Regions from separate parts of the Homo sapiens genome. Here region 1 is linked to region 2. A link is a loop called in an ENCODE intact Hi-C map of the cell type or tissue named here. Cell type or tissue: heart right ventricle. All regions are shown on one strand. Links, peaks and the distances in the headings refer to the core of each region. The heading gives the core; the rest is flanking DNA.

The links. Peaks named below come from ENCODE experiments on the same cell type or tissue, not always from the same donor. Only the 100,000 strongest peaks of a DNase experiment are listed, where the experiment ranks them.
Region 1: a loop joins it to region 2, with 2.5 times the contacts of the local background. A loop is called at or near these places in 8 of 110 quality-filtered maps.

The regions. Positions count from the first base shown.
Region 1 is chr5:142,537,802-142,550,597 of GRCh38, reverse strand. No RefSeq gene overlaps it. Among named protein-coding and RNA genes, the nearest start is that of FGF1, 140 kb to the left of the region's middle. RefSeq lists an enhancer at 1-108. In heart right ventricle, for the core only: a CTCF peak has its summit at 7,413; a DNase peak (open chromatin) is centred at 9,347; H3K27ac peaks cover 5,000 bases.
Region 2 is chr5:142,485,944-142,498,739 of GRCh38, reverse strand. No RefSeq gene overlaps it. Among named protein-coding and RNA genes, the nearest start is that of SPRY4-AS1, 170 kb to the right of the region's middle. In heart right ventricle, for the core only: no CTCF peak of the experiment used is centred there; no DNase peak of the experiment used is centred there; H3K4me3 peaks cover 676 bases; H3K27ac peaks cover 4,317 bases.

The DNA.
Region 1 (12,796 bases), core at 4,868-9,867, 51 kb before region 2:
AGCCCATTTGGATTTTCCTAGAGCAGACATGCTCCCTCAAACCCTCCAGACCAGGAGCATTTCCCAGAGCACACCTTTGGCAGCCTCCTGGTAGACCCTGATCCTCCCTCTAACTTCCTCCCTCCATTCAGAGGGCATCCTTTGGGAAGCTGGGGCCTATAAGACAATCTGAAGTTCCCCCAGGGGCACCTGAGAGGAGTCCAGCAGAGCAATGAAGTGTCCTGACTCCACCAACCACTAGCTGGATGACCTTGGGCAAGTTGCTTCACCTTTCTGAGCCTCCTCTGTAAGGTGAGGTTGTTGTGAGGATTAAATAGAAAAACACGCTGGGCTTTGAGCCCACTGCCTGGAACATAGTAAGTATTCAGTAAGTCTTGGCTGTGTCCCTGGAGGTCAGTGCTCTGTGCTCTGTTAGGAATAAGCCAACCCAGCTCTCAACACCTCTTCTATTAACAAACTGCTCTGAAGACACTGGAAATGCTATACTTCCCTCCTAGCTCAGTTCTGTGATGTCTCAAGTCACATTAATTTTTATGCAACGAACTATACCTGGAAACATGATTATTTCCTTAGTCACTGAATTCCTGAACGTTCATCTATTACTTGTGAATACTAAGCAGAACAATATTCACAGTGGACAGGAACAAGGTCTTTAGAGCTAGACTTCCAAGCTCAGGTCCCATCTCTGTAACTTGGGCAAGTTACTGAATAGCTTTGAACCTTAATTTTCTCATCTGTAAAAACTGGGATAATAAAGCTCTTATCCCATCAGGTAACTGTGAGCATCAGTTGAAAGAATGGTAAATGATTATGTGCTTGGCTTCAGGTAAAAACTCACTAAGTGACAGTTATTACCATTATTTTTCATTATTGTTACACTGACAATTGAACAAGCAAAACAGACACAATCTTTGACTTATGGGATAAAATGAACAATAGCCATGGTCATCAGTATGTAGCATGTAGATGGAGTTCGATGAAGTATTAGGGTAAATGTTCAGATGAAGCAGAAACCAGAATGCTGAGTAGAAAGGAGAAGGTATCATTAAAATGTCTTCATTTTCTGCAAATGTCATTGAGAAAAACAAATGACTGGTGAAGAAAAGACAAGAGGGTAGAAGGTGGTGGTAGGAGAGTCCTGAAAGTTTGAATTTTGCAGTTTTCTGTTAAATTGTTCAATAAAAGAAACTTCCAGTGTATCTCTTTCCAGAGACTTCGCAAGCTAAGGCTCTACCCTCCTCCTTTGGACAACTCCTTTCTCAGGGTCTGCCATTTCATGAAGAGACTGCCAGGTCGCACACATCACCTCACCGCTATACGATTTCTACCATATGCAGAGTTCCTCTAGCATGTTGGGAATTGTTTAAATAGCATTTTATAAACATTTAGTCATTCAGTCTTCATATTCTCTATCTATACTGACTCCAAGCTTTTATTTCATTTTATATTCACATCCCTGCCCTGCACACGGTGAGTACTCAAATAAGTTCCTGCTCCCTAACCAGTCTTACTTAGAATCTCCAATCTGACTCATTTGGACTTGTAAATGGTCCAGTGTGGCATTCAAATAAAAAAAAAATAGAAGGGGCCAGGAGGGGGCAGTGATGGGGCAGAGCTTGCCAGAGAAAAGGAGATGCCTGCTATTATCCCAGATGATTTCAGGACACACAGAGATCGTTTGCATTTAGCCCAGGAGAGGGTGCTACCTACTTCTAAGACAGCCTCTCCAAGAAAGACCAGCAGCAAGGCCTCTGCCACCTGAAGTGAGGCTGGGGCTCAGGCTCCCCCGCAGCCCTTTCGCTAGTGCAGAGGAAATGCCCGACTCCCCTACCCCTCCTTTGATACAAAGACCTCTTCTAAAATAGCAGGCAGGTGTCAAGGGAGCATGAAAATATCAGCAGAGCAGATGCAAAAAGAGTACACGGATGTACAGATCCAGGACAAAGATTTTCATCTTGTTTTAAGCATTTATCCAAGCAGCTCGCTGGATATTGGGGATAAAGAAAAAACAAACAAACAAAAAAACTCCATTATCTCCATCATCACCACTACTACTGCTGCATATACTCTGAGACTGCTTTTAAAAGATTCTGAGAAGAGAGGGGAAGTGTCAAGTATAGGGTTGGGTGGTCAGAGATCACAGTATATTGATGAGCCCTAAATGTGGATCTTCTTCCAGTCTTTAAATAAGGTATCTTTCTATTACCTATATTCTATTTAGAATATAATTCTATTTTCAAAGTCATTTTGTATTTGTGGTGAAATAACCCCTCTGTAGCCTGGGATCTAGAAGACCAGGTTTTATATTCCTGGTGGCATTCCCTATTCTGCCTCTCCAATGATTTTCTGCTAGTTCCATCATTTCTTGAGAGCTTAATATGCCTCTATCTTTTTTTTTTTTTGACAGCGTCACGCTCTGTTGCCCAGGCTGGAGTGCAGTGATGCAATCACAGCTCACTGCAGCCTTGACCTCCTGTTTGCCTATATCTTGAATTCTTGAATAAGAATAATCACTAGCATCTTTTCAGCAATAAGACAGAACTTTTGCCCATAATGCACTTTAAACAAAAGAAAGCATTATACTGAAGCAGATCACTCACCTGCTTCTCATTTGTCTTTTGAACAAAAGTCAGACGTCATTCTTTCTCTGAACAGAAACCCAGATAACAAAAGTAATAAGTGAATAAGAAATAAAGTTAATGTCCAATTGTGGTTTCCATCTGAGTTTAAAAAGCAGCTTTGGCACAGTTGCTGGGAACGTAACTGCAGGGAGCACTACTTAGATATTTAACATACGATTTAACCTAGCAACTCCAATTCTATGAATCACGTCTACCAATGTATTGGTACATAGATAGATGTGCAAAGGAATCCGTTGCAGCAATCTTTGTCCAGACTTCCAGAGCAAGACTCTGGAAACAAATGTCTATTAACAGGAAATTGGTGAAATAAATTACGGTACATCTACTGTACAATGGAATTCTATGCAGTCAGAAGTCGATGTATATATATGCTGTTTTGGACAGATGTTTAGAACTATGATTAAATGTAAAAGCAAAGTATATTACAGTGTGTGCAGTACAATCCCATTTATGTTTATATATATGTGTGTATATGTGTGCTTTTTAAAAGGAAGGGCTCTACATACATGGAAAATATCTAGAAGGATATCCTGAAAGCTTTTAACATCATGACTTTTAGATAAGGGGTCATGGGATATGGGGCACGTTTTACTATACATTTCTGTATTGTTTGAATAATTTACACGTGTTACGTCCTTGGTAAAGCCAGCCTCAGGAAATGGTAGGTACTTCTCTCATCTGTCTTTAGAAACCATGTTGGCTTTGGCCGGGCGTGGTGGCTCACGCCTGTAATCCCAGCACCTTGGGAGGCCGAGATGGGTGGATCACAATGTCAGGAGATCGAGACCATCCTGGCTAACACGGTGAAACCCCATCTCTCCTAAAAATACAAAAAAATTATCTCGGTGTGGTGGCGGGCGCCTGTGGTCCCAGCTACTCGGGAGGCTGAGGTAGGAGAATCGCGTGAACCCGGGAGGCGGAGCTTGTAGTGAGCTGAGATCACGCCACTGCCCTCCAGCCTGGGCGACAGAGCGAGACTCCATCTCAAAAAAAAAAACAACAAACCATGTTGGCTTTATTCACCTATATCTAGAGTCCAAGTGATAGAAATACCAAAGCAGAGGACAGTGGTGTCTGCCAGCACAAGTCCCTGTGGCTGAGGGGACATGTGAACTCAAGTCCCATTAGACATGAAACCATTATTTTCACTTTTTGGTATTCAGGTATTAAGTGATGCTCACTGCATTAAGCTTTTAGAATGATCTTGATGATATATTACCATCTCTTGGAGTAAAGATTCCATGACTCGGCAGGAATGGGCACATTGTTCTCAGCAGCTGAGAATGATACTGTGGAGCCTGTCGCTAAGCACTCTAATTGGAGGAATATTTAGCTAGTTGAATTGAGATTAGGTTCAGCTGTGAGGAACAGAAACCCTCCAATAAATAAAAGTTTATTCTCTATCATATAAGAAGCCTTGACGACAGTCAGTGCATGGCGGGCTGTTCCTTCTCTCTTGTTTCATCATCCATGGACTCAACCAAGATGGCAGTATTTGCATTTCAGACAGCAGGACAAAGGCAGGCATGAAGAAGAAGGGGAAAGTGTGTATACACAATGCCTCTTAAGTGGGTTTCTAAGAGCTGCCCCTAGACACTTTAACCTACTCACACTGGCCAGAACTCAGTCTTATGGCCTACCTAGCTGCAAGGGAATTTGGGAAATATAGTCTTAATCCCAAGTGGCCATATGCCCAGCTTAAAATTGGGGCTTTAATGTTATCACCACAGAAGAAGAGAAGGGTAGATACTGGGAGATGACTAGTGGTTTTCTGCAACACTGATATAACCCACTTTTTTCCCCTCTAATCTACTTTCCAAAGATAAATGTGTTTAGCATTCCATCATGTCAGCCAACGGCATAGCTAAGTTATCATGCTTTGTCATACACTCACCCCTATGAACTTAGGGAAATATTTGGAGAAAAGATTTGCTACAACCTAGAGAGGATGATGAGACATCCTGGGATTTCAGTCACCTGTGTTTCTCCCATTTCTGCCACCCGCTCCAGAATCTTGAACATAATGGATAGGATATGCTAGCTAGCTTTTGGAGACAGGAACCATGTCATTCCTACAATGGTTCCATAATAAACGTCAATGGAATACAGTAGAACTGGCCTGTGATGTAATTTAGAGACTACTTCCTGTGAATGAGGCAATATGTACAGGAATAGAATGTTATTTATGCTATGGGAAAGGCCCATGGGGCTTCAGACTTAGGTTTAAGGAAAAAGGAATCCACCAGCTGATTATACTAGATCCCAGGGGACTAAGGATAGTAAACAGTCATAAAGGAATTGGGGCTTCAGAAATTCCCAAGGTTAGGAAGGACTAAATCCTGTTTTGGAGCAGACAGTGGCAGACTCCCTGGACGTTCTTGCCTGACATCAATCAGTCTAGGGACTGGTGGTCCATTAGGCCTCTGCAAAGAAGGGACCTGAAGCTTCCCTGCCCCAGCCTTACCTGTCATTTACTGCCAGGCTTTCCCAGACACAGGATGGTTATTCACTAGGAATACAAATGAGGGTCCTTTTATGTTTCCTAGCCTGCAGGCCCATTAGTTAGCAGTAAAAAGCCAAAATGTTTAAATCCTAAAGTGAAACCTCCATGCTGTGGTATTCTGTCTTGTTAAAAACAAGTAACTTTATGGTTCTTTGATCAATAAATAGCATAAGGGTATAGAGATAAAGGAAAAGAACATTAGCATGAAGACAACAGACTAAATAAGGCCCCTGAATTACTCAGAGGGGTGGAATTTCAACCCTGGTAGATTTCCCTGGTAACTATGTAGGAGAATTGTTCCAGACTTGAGGACTGTGATCATGCAGGTTTGGCATCCGTGTCAGCTGACACTGGCCCCATGTTTGGCCCCATCCTCTTGGGCCCTTGGCTTGTCAGGGCTCAGTGGTCACCATGCCAGTGAAGGTCTCAAGCTAGGACTTCACCCTCCTACGTGAGACTGCCTACTTGGCCTCTCCCTACAGGCTCAACAAAGCTTCTAAAACCTATACCCAAAGTCAACCCTTGAGTTCTCCTCAAGCCTGCTTTTCCATCTCGCTAAATGGCCAGGAAATCATTCTGCAAAGTGCTCAGCTTGACAGCCTCAAAACTATCCCTGGCTCCCACTCTCATGTCCCACTTTCAAATCATCAGCAAATCTCACTGGCCCTGCCTTCAAAGCATATTCAAAATCTGACCATCTCTCATCACTTCCACTAGTCTGGGTTGCCATCCCTCTCACCTGGATTACTACAAAGCCTCCTACTTGGTCTCGTTCCTCCCCTCTTGCCAAGCCACCCATCCCATTCTTTTTGCCACACAGCAGCCAGAGGAAGCCTTTTAGAACCTAAGCCACGTCATGGTGCCCATTGGTTCTAGACCCTCGAGGGGCCTCCCCATGTCATACAGAGTAGAAGCCACAGTCTGCCCAGGCCCCCAAGCCCTCTGTGACTTGCCGCAGCTCTCCCATGGCACCTCCTACACCCGCTCCTGTGGCTAACTCTGCTCCAGCCTCCCTGCTACTCCACAAAGGAGGTAAGCATGTGTCCGGCTTTAAGCTGTGCACATGATGCTACCCAGGCAGCATTTCCGCCAGCTATCAGCAAGCTTAGCTTCCTAAGCTCTCATTTCTGATAAGGATGGCCCCTTATCAGAAAGCTTCCCTGACCACCCCTTTAAAATCCAGCTTTACTTTTCTTCATAGCACTTATCCCCACTTGACAAAATATATATTTATGTTTTACTGTCTGTCTCTCTCCACTGGAATGTAAGTTCCATGGATACAGGATTTTTCCTTCTGAGAACAGTGCTGGGTACAGAGAAGACACATATTTTTTACATGAATAATGTGGGCACATTGTCCAATTAACGTGTACCATAAGACAAGACAAACAGTAACAACTGTAACAAAAATCCCAGTCACCTGTATGAATATGTATAATGTCTTTTTTCATTACTAACCTTTTAAAAAAATAAGGAAAGAGGAGGAGGAAATTTTTGTCGGTTGGATGAAGAGGGGAGAAAATCATTTACTTAGAACCATGTTTCGGGCACTCTTCTAGGTCTGGAGGTAGAGAGTCAAGATAGATAAGCTCCCTGTTTTGTGCAGCTTATGTTAGAGAGGAAATAAAGAGGTGGAGGTGGACACTGAAGAAGCTGGGAATCACACCATCAGTAAACAAACAAATGAACAAACAAGATAATTTCAAATAGTCGTGAATAATATACATGTTCAAGAAAACTTACTGGAAATTACCAGTAAAAATATACCTGTTTTATGCATGGGACTTATCAGTCTCTTTTTCCCATTCCACCCCCAAAATCCTGCACTTTCAATAAAATATATAAATATTCATACTTGATATTTATTAAAACAAGCTGCTTATCTTAGAGTAACTACTTTGTAACTTCTATTAAATGATGAGCTGTGCTTTGTTGAAGACAATATCTCTTGTACATGGATGGATTTAGCAACTGATATTGTCCTTTGTCATATGCCCAGAAGGTACCCATTAGAAGTTAGCAGATTTTTCACAGGTCTTCAAAAGTGAATGTCTGGAATTCTTTCCAACCTAACCTTGAATCTTTGTGGATATTTCAGTACACTGCTGAAAAGTTACATGCTTTTATTTTAGTAGAGTTGGTGAAAATTCCATATGGATTCCTCCATTCACAAAACTGAATGAAAACACAGAACTCCTTAAAATAAAAATAGACACACTGGGAATCACCAGGGAAATGTTACTTATTCTCTGAGCATTCAGCTTCTGCTATCCCTAGTGGTGGGAACCCAAGCTGTCATTCCAATTTCCTATAAACTTGGCAGGACTCTGTGTCCATTTGGAATTGTAATAGCCCGGATTTCAGTTCAGGGAGGAAGGAAGGAGTCATTGCATTCCTCTGAAAAGTCCTCCAGCAGAATCTCAAGAAGCCAAAGCCTAAATGTCAGTGTTCTCCCAAAGGAAAGACATGGTTCCATCTGACGAGTTTACCTGGTATAACGCTCTATAGCCAATTCTGGCAAGCCCTCTTGGCTGGTCTTTTTTTGGTAATGTTGCTTGTTGCAGAAAATTCTGGTTCCTGCATTAGGTGTTTTCTTTTTTCAGTTATGAACAGATTTTTCATACTAAATGCCCTAGACATTTCAGACTGGAAGTTCCAGGCTGTGTATATTCTTGCTGTTCATTCTCCACTCCTGCATGCTTCCTGATTTAGAATGTGGGAGCTGCAAGAAAGGCCAACCAACTCGCCCTCCCAGCTCTCATCACCTGTGGTCACAGTCAGACAAAGGAGTTGAATCCTGTTAAAGTGGGGGTCGGGCTGGGGGGTGGTGGGGGGGCGCGGAGTGTAGACCTCAGGCAGAGACAGAGTGGGAGGCAGGAGATGCCTCTAAATGGCCCAGGTGAGAGGTATGTTGTGGGGAGTGGAAAACTCTAAGGCTTGCGGAATCCTGATCAAGCCCTGAGTCTATGGCTCCTACTTCCTTCTCCCCCATTTTTGGTTCCAAATAAGTGATTTGCTTGCAAACGGATTCCACAAGCAAGTCATTTCCTCTTCCTTGGGGGACAGCAACTGTGACGAGAGGGAGGAAGGAAGAAACACACACCTCTTCTGAACACCCGGGATCGTGGTAAGGTCTTTGTGAGCCTTGGTGAGCCGCAGCCTCTTCATTCCACAGCATGCAGCATAACTATGGAAGGATTCAAAAATTTTGCTTTTAAAATTATTGGGCTCCAAGGAGGTGATGTTGAAACAATTCCTCAGAAATGAGAAAATCTAACATACAGATTGTTTCCAAATGAAATAAAGCTTTTAACGAATACTAAACTTAAGAACTGATGGAGTTGATACAATCGGTTAGCTATTATAGGCATTTAATCCACTAAATTTGGGGGGTGGGGTTCTTTCATTTGTTGGAAAATATATTTATATTTTGCTGTCTAAGTCTGGGCCCAGTGGCTCACGCCTATAATCCCAGCACTTTGGGAGGCCGAGGCAGTTGAATCACTTGAGGTCAGGAGTTCAAGACCAGCCTGGCCAACATGGCGAAATCCCATCTCTACTAAAATACAAAAAAATTAGCTGGGCGTGATGGCAGGTGCCTGTAATCCCAGCTACTCAGGAGGCTGAGGCAGGAGAATCGCTTGAACCTGGGAGGCAGAGGTTGTAGTGAACTGACATCGTGCCACTGCACTCTAGCCTGGACGACAGAGCGAGACTCTGTCTCAAAAAAATAAATCAATAAAAAATAAATAAATATATTTTGCTGTCTATATAGATGCATATCATATATAGGATTTTATATATACTATCTATGTAACATTTTTTCAGGGCTAAATATTGCTATAGGCCCTCAAAAACCTGTTGGCCCTGAGCCCTGTGCCTGCAGAACCTAACAGATACAGTAGATTGTGAAGTAAATGTAACAGAAAAAATAATGTAAAAAGTTATTGCAACCCCAGGCTAGTGAATGGATTAACATGACTAGGAGGCCAGTTCTGTCAAGGCTCCTTGCCAACCCTAAGTCTCCAAGAGAAGCCCTGGATTTTTACACCCAGTCCTCTCCAGCCTTGCTGTAGGAAGCAGTCATCCCACCAGAGAGGTTTCTATTTCAGACCCACTCTCAGTCCCTTGGGAGTCTCCTCCAGGCTGTCCTTCCTAAACCACTTGAATCTCGATTTCTCCCACAGCTGATTTTTTTTTTTTCAAGATGTTAGCAATTCCTGTGGAACCATCTGGATGTTATTAAGAAAGTGTCCCGGGTCCTCTGAGGCAGCTGGCTGCGGCCTCTTGCCTTGTTTCCTGTGTCCTGGATGTCTAAGTTGACTTTCATAAGAAATTTGGAATATTAGCTTAAAAAAAGAAACAGTCAATATTTTTCAGGCGTTGAGCTCTTGCAGCTTAATTTCCCCGGCTGGGACTTTGCATTTCGAGTTCCCATCTTTGGCCCCTGCTCTGGGAAGGATGAAGCACGTCTGTTTTAAAAACAGAAAGCACCAGTGGTCGGGGTGAACCAGAAATCCAGTCTTCCCCACCCTCCCTAGTCAGCCTCACAAAAACTTCCTTATGTCGCTGCTGCTGCTGCTCAGCCACTTCCATACCCCCAGCCCCCGCTCCCAAGTGAGACCCTGAGTCTCTGTCCAAATGTACATGCTATTTAGTTCAGCTCTATAGGGCACTCTCCTAGCCTCCTTGAGGCAAAAAGAACAAATATCAAATAACAGAAAAATGGCTGAACAGATGACAATGATTCCGTGGTTAAGAGGGGTAACTGTGAATAGGTGGGACAATAGGAGACACCAATTTACCCGCTTCCTAACCACTAGCCAGGAGCACCTGGGGCCTGAACAGAGACGCTCCCATGGATTCATTTTACTACTTAGAGCCTGCAGATGGGGTTGGGGCACTGGCTTGCCTCACTTCCCGTTTATTACCCAAACTCAACAGCCAAGCTTTGGGTTCTTAGCCTTGACCATTTGCTTTCCCCACTAAAGGGGCCCATGGCCCACCTCTTCTTCTTTGTTGTTCTTAGACCTTCACCACCCCCACCCCCGACCAACTTGCATCTCATCACCCTTTCAATTTCATTAATAAAGTTAACACTAGTTATTTGGAAGATTTTTAAGACCCCCAATGCTATTAAATCAGACAACGTGATTAAGGACACCCACTATACCTAGGAAGTGCAAGCACAGAATGACTTTTCCAAAAGACAAACAGCCTAACTTTCTGTCTCTGATGCTGGTAGAACCAAGAGAAAATTTTGAACGGAAGCATACAATTCACTCTCCATTGAGGATTCACTCAAAAAGGAGGTAGAGATATGCCTTAATATTCCTAATATCCCTGTCACAATCCACAGGAATCTACAACCTCCTATCTGGTTTGCCATAGACACTCAGTAAGTGGTCTCACCAACCCCCATCTTTTTATTTTGAAAAGCTTAAGCTACAAAAAAACTAAAAGAATAATACAATGAACTCCTATATGCATTTTACCTAAATCACCAACTGCAGTTCAACTTTGAGCAACATGGGGGTTAAGACCCCCACACAGCCGAAAATGGAGTATAACTTTTGTCTCCCCCAGAACTTAACTACTAAGAGCCTACTGTGGGCTGGAAGTCTTACCAATCACATAAACAGTTGATTAACACATATTTTGTAGGTTAAATGTATTATATGTGGTATTTTTACAATAAAGTAAGCTAGAAAATAGAAAATGTTAAGAAAATCATAAGGAAGAGAAAATATATTTACTATTCATTAAGTGGAAAAGGATCATCACAAAGGTCATCATAAAGGTCTTCACATTTAGTAGGCAGAAAAGGAAGAAGAGGAGGGAAGAAGAGGAGAAGGAGGAGGGAGGGAGGAAGGAGGGGGAGAAGGGAGGGGAGGAGGGAAGGGGAAAGCAGGGAGGGGAGGAGGATGGAAGGGGGAAGCAGGGAGGGAAGGAGGGGAGGGGGAAGCAAGGAGGGGAGAGGGCGAAGCAGGGAGGGAAGGGGGGAAGCAGGAAGGGGAGGAGGGGAGGAGGGAGGGGAGGAGGGGAAAAGAGGGGTTGTCTTGCTGTCTCAGGGATGTCAGAAGTGGAAGTAAATTCCAAGCATAACTGGACCATAGCAGTTCAAACACCTGTTATTCAAGGTTCAACTGTATTACAATATTACCACATTTGCTTTCTCCCAATAATTTTTTCTGATACATTTGAAAGTGAAGCACAATGATCCCTAAATATTTCCTAAAAGGTAGAACATACAAGACATTTAACATTGAAAAAAAATTACCTAATAGACAGCTCATTCAAATTTCCCCAATTGTCCCAATGTCCATTATAGGGTTTTTTTGTTTTTGTTTTTTTTTGAGACAGAGTCTCACTCTGTCGCCAGGCTGGAGTGCAGTTGTGCGACTTCAGCTCACTGCAACCTCTGCCTCCCGGATTCAAGCGATTATCCTGCCTCAGCCTCCCGAGTAGCTGGGACTACAGGTGCACGCCACCACGCCCGGCTAATGTTTGTATTTTTAGTAGAGACAGGATTTCACCATGTTGGCCAGGATGGTCTGGATCTCTTGACCTTGTGATCCATGCATCTCGGACTCCCAAAGTGCTGGGATTACAGGCGTGAGCCACCGCGCCCGGCCCCGTTATAGCCTTTTAAACTTTGTCTCTGATTTTAAAATTTCAGATATTTTTATAAAATTGAGATATAATTCACATATAAAATTCACCCTTTTCAAGGGTACAACTCAGGTTTTTAGAACAGTCACAGGTTACACAACTATCACTACTATCTAATTCTAGAACATTTTCATCCACCTAGAAAAAAATCCTGCACCCATTAGCAGTCATTCCCTATTCTTCACCTCCCTGCAGCTCCTGACAAACACTAATCTGTCTCTGTGGATTTGCCTATTATGGAAATCTCATAGAAATGGACTCACAGAATATGTGTCCGTGTCTGGCTTCTTTCCCTTAGTATAATGTTTTCAGGGTTCATCTATATTTTATCTATTTGATAGTGGGTAGACATTTAAATTGTGCTATACTTGTTTTTAAAAGCCAGGACCCAATCAAGGACTATACACTGCATTTAGTTGCCAGTCACTAGTTTCCTTTAATCCAAATGCTACAACATTAATTCTAGAATGTTAATCTAGATTTAGATCCTAGAACATTCTTCCCATTTTACAACAGTAAAAGTTTTGAAGAGTACCAGTCAGATGTTTTGAAGGATGTCTTTCTGGATTTGTCTGATTGTTTCCATTATTTGACTCAGATTAGACAATTTTGGCAACACTACTGCATGGGTGAGGTTGCATACTTCCTGTTGCATCACATCAGAAGACACGTCATGTCAGTCTGTCCGATGATAGGTGATGCTAAATTTGGTTATTTGGTTAGATGGTATTTACCAGATCTCCCTATCAGAAAGATACACTTTTCTCTTTGTATAATATTAAAATAAGTGAAATTAAGTAATATTTAAGACCACGTGAATATCTTGTTTCCCAACAACCTTTAACCAATGGCTTTAACACCCAACTATGATTGTTACCTGAATCCCTTATTATAATGGTGTTACAAAATAGCAATTTTCTGGCTTTTCTGACTCTATAATTCCTTCTATATACAGACATGGGCATTTTGTAAAAAAAAA
Region 2 (12,796 bases), core at 3,883-8,882:
AAATACGCACAGAGAGGAGAACAATGTGTGCAAACAGAGGCAGAGCTCAGAGCAATGTTATCCACCAGCCAAGAAATCCCAAGCATTGTTGGCACCTGCCAGAAGCTGGGACAGAGGTATGGAACCATCCAGCTCAACAGAGGACTCCTTTGGAGTCTTCTCATTTTTTTTTTTTTCTTATAAAAAGGCAAGATCTTTCCATGAAAAAGAACAAAAGCAAACTCGTGCATGGGCCTCTGTGCTACATGGTTTCTCATCTGAACAACCACAGAGGCCCCAGCCCACTCTGGCCCCTTTTAATCCATTCTCCACATTGCGGCCAGAAGGATCTTTTGAAAACTCAAATCAGATGATGTCACTCATCTCCCTGAAATGCTTTAATGATGTCCCACTGCTATTTCAATAAAGACTAACATTGTTACCATAGCGTATATGGCCCTGCAGGCTCTCGTCTCTACTCCCCCTCACTGCCTTGGTCTCACTGGATTCCTGTTGCCTCTCTGCCCTATGTTCTCTTCAACCTCAGGACCTTGGCACATGCTGATCTCACTACCTCAAATATCCTCATTCTTCCCACTCCCACAATGCACACACACACACATTCATGTATATACCTACTTCCTTCACCTGGCAAACGCCTACTTATCCTTCAGCACTCAGGTCAGCCATCATGTCCCTGACCACTCATCTAAAGTTAGTCCAGGCCGGGCGTGGTGGCTCACACCTGTAATCCCAGCACTTTGGGAGGCCAAGGCAGGAGGATCACTTGAGGTCAGGAGTTCAAGACCAACCTGGCCGACATGGTGGAACCCCTTCTTTATTAAAAATACAAAAATTAGCCAGGCGTGGTGGTACACGCCTGTAATCCCAGCTATTTGGGAGGCTGAGGCAGGAGAATGGTTTGAACCTGGGAGGCGGAGGGTGCAGTGAGCTGAGATTGCACCACTGCACTCCAGCCTGGGCAATAGAGCAAGACGCTGTCGAAAGAGGGGAGGGGGAGGGGGAAAGAAAGTTCAATCATTTTCACAGTCATCATACCATGTCCCTTTCAAATTTAGCACCTCTCACCAAAATCTGTGTGATCATCTGATTCACATCTGCCACCCTCATTAGACTGTTATCCCTTGTGCCTAGGACGGTGCCTGCCACACAGTGTGGTCTCATAGGAGACAGGACAGTGTTCATCTCTCCAGGGAATTTGCATGTTTGATTTTCTCCTACTCCAGGTTAAAAGTTCTCTACAGTCTTTTTACTTCAGTTGTCCTTGGATTGTACTTTTGTTTTAGGTACATTTCACATTTTGCACTGTTCTGTTATGTTCTAAGTCTTCTGACTATGCGCCACAACTGTGGGGAGGGATTACATTGTGATCATTATTGTCTTACACAATGTATAGTATGGGGCCCTATCATATTTAATAAGTATTTGTTGGGTTACTAAAGACGTATTTTTAAACCTTTCCTTTTAATAATGGTAAGGAAGGCTTTATACAGTTGTACAGGCAGAGTGTAATGGCACAGAGGCTAAGAGACAGGGCTCTAGAGTCTGAAACCTGCTTGAATCTGCTTTGTGCCAGGTGTAACTCAGGGGAGGACAGGTTTTGGATGGGAGGGCCACTTCTTTGCAATGCTGATTCTAGTTTTTAAGAAGCCTTTATTAGAAATGTCAGGTTTTTGGCTGGGAACAGTGGCTCATGCCTGTAATCCCAGCACTTTGGGAGGCCGAGGTGGGTGGATCACTGGAGGTCAGGAGTTCAAGACCAGCCTGACCAACATGGTGAGCCTGGGAGGCAGAGGTTGCAGTGAGCTGAGATCATGCCACTGCACTCCAGCGTGGGTGAGAGAACTAGACTGTCTCAAAAAAAAAAAAAGAAAGAAAGAAAGAAAAAGAAAAAAAAAAGTCAGGTTTTCTACTGCACGGATTCCATTCTATTGTAAATGCCTTGCTCAGATGGGTTTAAACTCTTAAGTTTCACTATCTGTTTTTAGCTGGGTGCTATTCCTACCCCCAAAAAAGCATTTGATAATGCCCAGTGGCATTTTTTATTGTTATGACTTGAGCTAGGGGGTTGAGGGGGAGGATTGCTACTGGCATCTAGTAGGTCGAGACCAGGATGCTGCTAGACCTCCGACAGGACACTGAAGCCACTGCTGCCACCACTGCCGCCACTGCCACCACCATTACCACAACCAACACAATCGCCACCGCCGCCACCACCTCCAACAAATAATTATCTGGCTCAAAATATCAGTAGTGCTGAAGTTGAGAAACCTTGTTCTAGACCATTCTATTTCAATGTCCTAGGGACTCTGGCCTTATATTCATAGACATCATGTCACAGGCTTGAGTAACTTAGTCTCTATGGCATTTCAATCAGCTCCTCTTTTAAAAGAAGAGCCTTTGACAATAATCAGTGTGTTTTAAAACTTTGTGGACCATACGGTAGTTTGCCCTGACCCAAATTAAATCTCTCATCTCTCCCACCCAGGCCCCCAGATTCCCCATTTTGGCCATGGTCCTTCAGAAGAGTCCAGAGAGCCTCAAGGCACTACAGGCTGTTCAGTGCGTGCAAGAAATCTGTGGTTAATCACTTCAACCTGCTTTACTTCAACAGATTTTCGGAGACCTGTTTATTGTTCCACTGCTTGGCTACTCTGGAGTTATCTATGACCGAAGTCTTACATTTGTTTGCAGAGCAGAAGAAGGTATATTTTTATTCTCACATCCCTTCCAAGTCCCTGAATTAAATTAGTGTGAACTTTCCAAAATAAATTCACCTTTGAGATGAAATGAAGCATGGAAAGTTTCAACCCAAAGGATACCTTATTGGAAAGTTAGAAGCAAATGAAAATAGGGATTATGATGATATTTTACTGTAACTTCAGCACTTGTAGTTACAAAGGCTAGAGTATTTGTTCATAGAAAATATTCTCTAAAGGGTTGATGCATGCATTCCAGGACTGACGTTCTTCAGACTCCAAGGGAAAAAATAGAACGGAAAAATCAACACATGTGGATCTAATTCTGCACCATGTCACTGGTTAAAATCCAAGGAAAGAATGTTTTATCAGAATGAGACATGGGGAACAATCAATAATAGGAAGGAAGACCTCTGATTCTCTCACTCCACAAATGTAATTTGGTGGACCATGATTGTGGTCTAGCAGCATTTGTCAGCAACTGCAAGTTCACATTTTATGTGTATAAGCCACCACGATTTTTCCTACAGAAAACTATTCTCATAGCTCTGGGCAATTTGTAATATAGACAGATGGTAGGGCATTTGGAGTTGTTTTTTTTTCTCTTAATACTCAACATGAGAAAACATTTCCAATCACTTCCAACCCCTGGAAGATTTGAAATCTGGACGATTCTAAGCATGCACCTTTTAAAAAATCAATCCATAGCCATAACTGTGACTTTGCCCACATAAGGCCTAAATACTATTAGTCGAAGCAGCATTAAAAGTAGTGTAGCAGGTCAAGTGTGGTGGCTCACGCATATAGTCCCAGCACTTTGGGAGGCTGCGGCAGGTGGATCACCTGACGTCAGGAGTTCAAGACCAGCCTGGACATGGTGAAACCACGTCTCTACTAAAAATACAAAAATGAGCCGGGCGCAGTGAGCCGGTGTGGTGGCAGGCGCTTGTTGTCCCAGCTGCTCGGGAGGCTGAGGCAGGAGAATTTCTTGAACCCAGGAGGCGGAGGTTGCAGTGAGCTGAAATTGCGCCACTGCGCTCCAGCCTGGGCAACAGAGTGAGACTCCATCTCAAAAAAAGAAAAAATAAAAAAACCAGAACTGCTCTGTAAAGCAGGGTTCCTGGAAGCTCAGCCCTCCCTTCATCCTCCTGCCCCCATCCCAATACTCTTCTTGGTTCCCTGCTGTCCGGATAATCACATGAAAAAAAAATTGTTTCAGGATGAATTTTTTTATTTTCAATTGATTGAACTGGCATCATTTAGAGCTGGTCTTTACTTAGGCCACGAGAGCATGTTTGTACTTCTCCTTAATTTTAATACCTCACATAAATAGTAGTTACTGGGGAATATAATCTGGGGGGTTTGACTTTCGTTTTTACTCTCCTTGACTCTGTATTATGTTTTTTATTATTTCCTGGAAAAGGCAGTTTTTACTGTAAAAAATAAATAAATCCTGGCTCAGCATGGTAGCTTATGCCTATAATCCCAGTACTTTGGGAGGCCAAGGTGTGAGGATCACTCGAGACCATCCTGGGCAACATAGTGCGACCCCATCTCTACAGAAAATTTAAAAGTTAGCCGGGTGTGGTTGCATGAGCCTGTGGTCTCAGTTGCTAGAGAGGCTGAGGCAGGAGGACTGCTTGAGCCCAAGAGGTCAGGGCCACAGTGAGCCATGATTGTGCCTCCATCCTGGGCGACAGAGTGAACCAGTCTCAAAAAAAAAAAAATCAATAAATCAATTTTGAAAAAAACTAACATGTTACCAAGTTTCCTTTTTGCCCTTTTGGTTAATTTTTTAGATTGTATATTGGGCAAAAGGAAAAGGGACAAATTTCATCTTCTGTTTTCTTCACCTATAATTTGATCATGTATATGGAGTTAGTTAAATTGATACACACTCTAAAGCCAGAAAAGGGTCTGACGCATTCTCCCATCTGCATTTTCATTAACATAGTCTTGATGAATGTAAGATGCTGGCACTGTGGTGTCTGCCACCCACTGACGGTCAGTATTGATTTTGCTGCCTTGGATGGCTACACAGAGATCCTGCCCTATATCGTGGCCCCATACGTGCACCACTTTGCATCAAAGAATCCCCATTTTCAGATGAAGGAAGATAGTTCGTCTGTTAAGGGCATGTCCTTGGCATGGGCTAACGAAACAATCACATTCAAAACCTAAAGGTTATGTGTATATTGGGTAATTCTAGATTTTTTAATAAAAGCATTTAGTAAAATTCACAGAACCTTTAATTTATACTTGGAATGCAAAGACATCTTTAAAACCTTTTCTCACTGGGCGCAGTGGCTCACGCCTGTAATCCCAACACATTGGGAGGCCAAGGCAGGTGGATCACCTGAGGTCAGGAGTTTAAGACTAGCCTGGCCAACTAGTGAAACCCCCTTCTCTACCAAAAATACAAAAATTAGCTGGGCCTGGTGGCACATGCCTGTAATCCCAGCTACTCGGGAGGCTGAGGAAGGAGAATCACTTGAACCCGGGAGGCGGAGGTTGCAGTGAGCTGAGATCATGTCACTGCACTCCAGCCTGGGTGAAAAAAAAAAAAAAAGTTTTTGCATCAGAAAATGGTCCCCTCAAAATGCATGTTATCACCAAAACAATAATCACCACCTCAGATCTGTAATCCTGCCAAAGAAAGCTATTCAATGGGGCAGTGAGATGACAGGGGCTCACAGAAGCTCATGTTCCCTGAAATATCCTTTGCATTTGTCTTTAAAAAGCATGAGGGGAAATCAAAGCAGCTGAAATTGTGGCTTTTTTTTTCCTGGCCAGATCTGAAAAACAATATTCCAGAAGCTGTGCATCTTATCTTATGGTCCACATTTCCAGTGGGGCCGAATACAGAAAGTGCATTTGGATTGGCACGTGGTTTGAACTATTTTACTTTAGAGAAAGAAAATTGAGCAATCTTGGAAGAACTCCATATTCTTCTTTAAAAAAAAATTTTTTTTTCTTAGGTTCCTCTTGAAAACTACTTTGAGCAGGAAGGAAGGGTTTGGAACAGCTGTCCCTCGGTGAGTTTGGAGAATGTTAATCACTGTCCCTTCTCTCTTTTACTTAAAGATTAGCTCACATCCCAGGCCCCTGCAAAAGGAAACCGCATATACTTAACTTTTGAGACTATCGTGAGGAACTTTTCTGTAACAGTAGTAGCATGTCAGCCAGATCTAAAAGATGCTCAAGTCTGGAAACTTACCCCAAGGCAATGAGAGCCCATAGGGTCAGCAATGGGCCGACTGGACATTTGAGAAAGTCATTTATTTCTTGACTAAATTTCCCCAGGAAAAAGTAAAACTTAAGAAAAACAGAGCACAAATGAAACTGCCATATACATAGGCATCTGCAACTTTAACCAAAGGGTGCTCTCAGGCAAGGTGACCCTGCATACACCATGTCAGCTTAAAAATATTATATTAAAGGCATTTTCCTCTGTATATTAAGTAAGGAAACATGCAGGGAAATAGATAACATATAATTCCATTTTAATAAAATAATGATTCCTCCAATCCAAGATTTTAAAAAGCTTTTATACGATTATTTGAGCACAGAGCTAGATGTGGAGGGATGTACAACCCACTGCGAATATTTGTAACAGGGAAGAGAGTAAGAGGAGGAGGGAGGAGGTGTTTTTAAAAAAAGAGAAACAAATTTTCTTGGATAGAAATTTTTGGAATTTTTTGTTTTGGAAACAAATTTTCTTGGATAATATGCATGCCATAATATTATGGAAAATTAAGACTAAAATTCTATCTTTGGTTTTATTGTAAAATGCAAACACTGAGTATGTACATAGACAAGAAATACAAGGTGACACAAATGGAAACTTGTTTGCTTTAGGATGAAATCATGGATAATTCTCTTAAAGCAATTGCCATAAGCCATTTTAGAAATATGGAATATGATACATTCTCTACCTGTGGCCAATACCCTTTATAACACACTGGTTAGATATGTAACCTTGAGACAAAAATGAAATGCATCTTAAAAGTCGGTCTGAGACTCTGTGAATACAGGTGGTGGTCTATGGAGTCTAAATGAATCATTCAGGCTAGAGAATTCCAGCCACACACACAAATGGGACAAGAAGTGAAGCCGTTCGCCTCAACGACTGATTTCCTTGGGCACCTGGTGGTCGCGAGGTCTGTGACCCCAGGAAAAGCTGGAGGCCGACACACCAGAGCTGCACAGCACTGAAGGGAAAAGCAGCATCTGACCCAAACATTTGAAACAGGTACTCTGAGTCTGTCAATATGGCCACAAGATGCTCGCTTTACATGGTGGATAGGAAACTGATCAGAAAAAAAAAAATAAGGAAATAAAATATTAAAACATGTAAATGTGACGGAAATTATAAACAGCCTAAAGCTCCTCTCCCTTCGGGAACAGCTGTGTCTGCTAATCCCTCGAGGAGTCCTCCCTGCGATCCCCCTTCCTTCCTTCCTCCCTCTCTCTCTAATAGCTCCCTTGTTCCTGCTGGACAAAACTAGCCCTTTGTGGCTGCTCTCAGAACAACATTAAAAACAGGAATAGGGAAATTGTAAACAGGAGGCTTCTGGCCTACAGGCGAAGACACACACAGGCCTCTGAGGCCTACTTCATGCTAAGCAAAGAAACAGATCTTTGTTGCTAAAGGGATTAGGACCGCGGGATTTCGGAGGCACTGCTGAGGCATTCAGCTGGCCTGAAGTAGGGGCTTTGTAAAGAGATACCTCCATTAGAGGTCTGTGAGCGGAAATCATTCATACTCTTTATACAATCTGGGTAATGTGATAGCGCTGGCCTGTTAAACGCCTCTGGTGAGGCAGGGTCCCATCTCCTTGAATGGTAAATTCTTTAGCAGCTAAATAGATGGTGGTATAATTACCTTCACTGAATTTTTCTGTGGGGGGTGGGGGTTGTCTTCAACCTTTAACCCTTAGTGGGAATAACATTAAAGGATCACCCAGTGTCAGGGAGGCAAAGACTTTCCATGTCCACTCGGAGATAGTCTTTGGCCTTCTGTTGTCAGCATAATGTGATTAAAAAAAAAATGGAACTCTTCATGCATCATCTTAACATATAGTGAATGTCCACTTTGTCCCCACATTCATCAGGATGATGACTATATCCATAATTGCCTCTTTCCATGTCCCTTGTCTAGACAGCCCTCCAACTTGCTTACCTCATTCCTGTCTAGTCCGTGCCCACTTTCCCCAGCCAGGCCTTCCTTGACTTGCCCTCCCCAAGTTGGACTGGTACCCTTTCTGTAGTGTCCACGCCTGTCTCTCCCACTGCATTTTCCATAAAGTGGAGGACTATGTGTGTCTGCCTACCCCCATAGATGATGAGTTCCTAGAGGCTGTGGCTTATTTACCTTTGTATCCACAATGCCTGGCTCTTAATAGATGTCTGAGCTGTGCACAGCACAGTGTGAGATGGACAGGTTATTTGGCCTTTAGACTGGTCCCTGTGGTTGCTGGAAAGAACTTTCCTAGTGAACCTAGGGGTCTTAAGAGACCAAGCAACATACACTGTGGCCAGTTAGGAAAGAAAAAGTGAGTCCTCCAAAAAACATAGCAAGTGGTCGCTTCCCACAAATGGCCAGCCTCTTTCTGAATAACTTGGCTGACCTTGATCCTGCCTCCACATTCTTCTTGGTTAGGGAATAGTCACCAGTAAAATGGAAATGTTCTTTGGGTTCACATTTGGAGTCCCTGGATCCAAATATTAATTATGGTTTCAGCTGTTATATACTTAAAAAAATCAGAGCCAACTCCAGACTTAAAGTTAGAACTGAAGAGGGAAGAAATGATGCATCCAAGCTAAGAGACACTTTCCCTGGTTTTATCAGCCCATCCTGGAGGGCTAACAAGTTCATTTTGGGAGAAAGTGTGGCTCTAGGTAGATGTGGGGTTTGCAGTCATTTCACTTGGAAGGAGTCCTGGATTCTGTTTATAAGATATGACTGCAAATACGACGGAGGCTTTGCAACAACTGTTAGAAGGCAGGGTTTTGCCTGTATGGATGTTCTCAGAGATCTGGGTTATGCTTCTATAAGGGCATGACCTTGAACATCATTAATTGTTGGTTCTTTCCATTGTTCACAATTATCTTTCTAGATTACCTCTCTCTTCTCACCATTTGGCAGATAGGACTTTCCGCTCTTACATTATTAACAATCACTGTCTGCAAAAAGCAGTTAAATATGGAATCAAGAAAATAGCTATGAGGCCATGGGTTTTGTCTCTAATTCTGCCACTTACTTGATCATCCACTCAACCAAAAAGTACTGAGTCCCTACTATGTGCCGCACACTGCACCAGGCACTGAGAACACGGAGGTGAGCATAGCATGGGACTCAATATAAACAGGGGTGGACACATGTAACAAGAGAGGCTGAGACCATGACAGCCACCTGCACATGGCTTTCTGGAAGCATGAAGCAGTGAGTGCCAGAAGGAGTTTAAGGAAGGCCCCCAGAAGGAGATGAGAACTTAGCTCAGAAGATCCTGGTAGGGAAAAAAAAAAAAAATCCATAAACATATTTCTGATAATTGAGGAAAGTTGAATACAGACTGCATATTAAATATTATTATATTGATTTTAAAATTCTTGAGCATAATGGCATTGTGGTTATATAGGAGAGCATTTTCGTTGTTGTTTTTAGTTTCCCTGGCTGGAAAGCAGTCGCTATTCATAGGCGCGATCACAGGATCACAGCGCAGTACAACCTCAAACTCCTGGACCAAGAGATCCTCCTGCCTCAGGCTCCCAGAGAGCATTCTTTTTTTTTTTTTTTTTTTTCTTTTTTTTGAGACGGAGTCTCACTCTGTCGCCCAGGCTGGAGTGCAGTGGTGCGATCTCGGCTCACTGTAAACTCCGCCTCCCAGGTTCACGCCATTCTCCTGCCTCAGCCTCCCGAGTAGCTGGGACTACAGGCGCCCGCCACCACGCCCGGCTAATTTTTTGCATTTTTAGTAGAGACAGGGTTTCACCGTGTTAGCTAGGATGTTCGCGATCTCCTGACCTCGTGATCCACCCGCCTCGGCCTCCCAAAGTGCTGGGATTACAGGCGTGAGCCACCGCGCCCGGCCAAGAGCATTCTTAGCCTTAGGGAACACGTGCTGAACTATTTATGTGTGAGGAGTCATGATATCTATAGGTTCCTTTCAAAGAGTTCTGAAAAACATTTGTTTTCCTGTGTGTGTGTGTGTGTGTGTGTGTGTGTGTGTGTGTGTGTGCGCGCGCGCGCACATACATACAGCAGGGGTGAGGAGAGAATATGGCAAAATGTTAATCAGTGAATCTACGTGAAGATACATGAATATTTCATGGTACAATTCTTTGTGTTTGAAGTTTTTCAAAATAAAACATTTGGGCCGGACGTGGTGGCTCACCCTGTAATCCTAGCACTTTGGGAGGCTGAGGCAGGTGGATCACCTGAGGTCAGGACTTCGAGACCAGCCTGACCAACATGGCGAAACTAAAATACTACTAAAAATACAAAAATTAGCCAGACATGGTGGTGCACACCTGTAATTCCAGCTACTCAAGAGTCTAAGGTGGAAGAATCACTTGAACCTGGGAAGCGGAGGTTGCAGTGAGCTGAGATCACGCCATTTGCCCTCCAGCCTGGGCAACAGAGCAAGACTCCATCTCCTAAAATAAAATAAAATAAAATAAAATATAATAAAATATAAAAAATTTGGTAAACAACTTGAAATACACATACAGGTTGAGCACCCCAAATCTGAAATGCTCCAAAGTCCAAAACTTTTTGAGGGCCAACATGATGCTCAAAGAAAATGCTCATTGGACCATTTTGGATTTTGGATTTTTGTATTTGGGATGTTTAACCAGTATAATGCAAATATTCCAAAATCTGAAAATCTTCTGTTCCCAAGCATTTTGGATGAAGGATACTCAACCTATATGTAAAGCTATTTCAAGGGCTAAACACTGCACTGAAAAAAGAAGGCATTTGTCAGATCAAGACAGAGGGGAAGGCACTCTAGGGAGAGGGTATGGTGACAGCAGAGGACTTGGAGCAGTAGCCGGTACATCAGTGAAGGCAGGGACTTCATCCGGATTGTTCCCTTCTGTATCCCCACACATGGAACTGCTCCTGGCACAGAGTCTGCACTTGTGTGGATTTGTCAAATGAATGAAAGAGTTAAACAGTGTCATTGATGTATGTAGGGAACTGCAAGCAGGGCAGACTACAGTGAGCATAAGGTTTGCATTAAGGAGTGAGAACTGGTTTGGCTGTGGAGGCAGGGGGCCTGGTCATGGAGGTCTTTGTATATTCTGCCAAGGTCCTGGGGCTTTATCCTATGGGCAACAGGAGCCATGAGCAGGAGGCAATGCCATCAGATTAGCATCCTGAGGGACCACCCTGGCAGTCAGATGTCACGTGGAGTGATGGAGCACAGGCCTGGAGGCAGGAGACAGGGGTACCAGCCAAGATGCCTTTGGCTTCCTTAAACACAAAACTCTGACTGAAATTGGCTGAATTTATCAAGGGACGTATTATCTGGTATAGCTGGAAGCTCTGAGATGACAAACAACACGGAAGACTTATTCAGTGGCTCAACAACATCACCACGGACCCAGTTTCCCTACCGCTCTCCTTCTCATCACTCCACTTCTCTCTGTGGCTGGCTCTGCCTACAGGCTGCCTTTTCTCATCTTCAAGAGATGGCTGCAGCAGTTCCCAGGGTGACATCCAGGCATCCAGGCACAGTGATGACCATAGACAGAAGGGAGCCATCTCTTCTATGTATCTTTTTTTTTTTTTTTTTTTTTTTTTTTGAGACAGGGTTCACTCCCATTGCCCAGGCTGGAATGCAGTGGCATGCTCTCGGCTCACTACAACCTCCTCCTCTCGGGCTCAAGCAATACTCCTGCCTTAGCCTCCTGAGAAACTGGGACTACAAGTGCACACCACCATGCCTGGCTAATTTTTGTATTTTTAGTAGAGATGGGGTTTCACCATATTGGCCAGGCTGTTCTTGAACTCCTGACCTCAAGTGATCCACCCACCTCGGCTTCCCAAAGTGCTGGAATTATAGGCGTGAGCCACCATGCCTGGCCTATTTTATGTATCTCTTTCTTAGCAAGATAACTTTTCCAGAAGCTTCCCAGCAAACCCTCCCTCCCATCTCACTGGCCCCGATTGGGTCACACACCCCATTCCAAAATCAATCATTGTCAGGGGATAAGTTTACATGTCTGGCTTAGCATAATTTACACATGGTGAGAGTCAACTGCTATGAATCATCAGTCAAAACTCTTGAAAGGCTACTGGGCCAGGCAACAGATGCTAGCAGCCCAAGCTACAATAATGGTGGTAAGGGATGGGGAAGTAAGAATAGGTAAGATTTATTTAGCAAGTTATGTTGGTAGAGTTTAGTGAATGTGGGAGGAGGAGGGAAAGGAGGAAGGAAAGGACACCCTCATCCATATTTCCAGCTTGGGTGAGCAGGTTAGAAGGAAGTTTGCTAACTGAGATAAGGTACACGGTGGGGAGGAGAGGTGGGTTTGGGGAAGAGATGGTCTGGGGCAGGCTCAATTTGAAGTGCCCATGGGCACTGGAATAAGACATTGAACAGTCAGTGGAGTGCAAACCATGATCCCAGGGTGGTGGTCCATAGTCAGATCTAGTTCTCGGATGGGCTTTGGTTCAGAAAGATGTTAAAAAAAAAATTGAACCAACATTTACTCTTTGAGAGATTCCAAATAGGATTATGTATTTCTAGCTTCTGTGGGAAAATTGGAAAATCTGGTGACACTGGCTCTGAATTCCTATGCATCAAGAGTTGGCTGGAGCCCAGCAGCAGCCACCCACTTTGGCTAAAACCAGCAGCTCTCTGGTCTGCCACACTCACAGTCAGTTTCATTCATTTTCTTTACCTGCTTGGCCCCTGAGGACATTTCCATCTGACACCTCTGATGGGGAAGAGGTCTGAGCTGCAGATATACATCTTGGAGTCACCGGCATTTAGGTGGCAGCAGAAGCCCTGACTGTGGGTGCCATTGCCCAGAGATGAAGTAGAATGAGAAGCAGTCAGGGAAGTATCCCTGGGGCCATCAAGTTT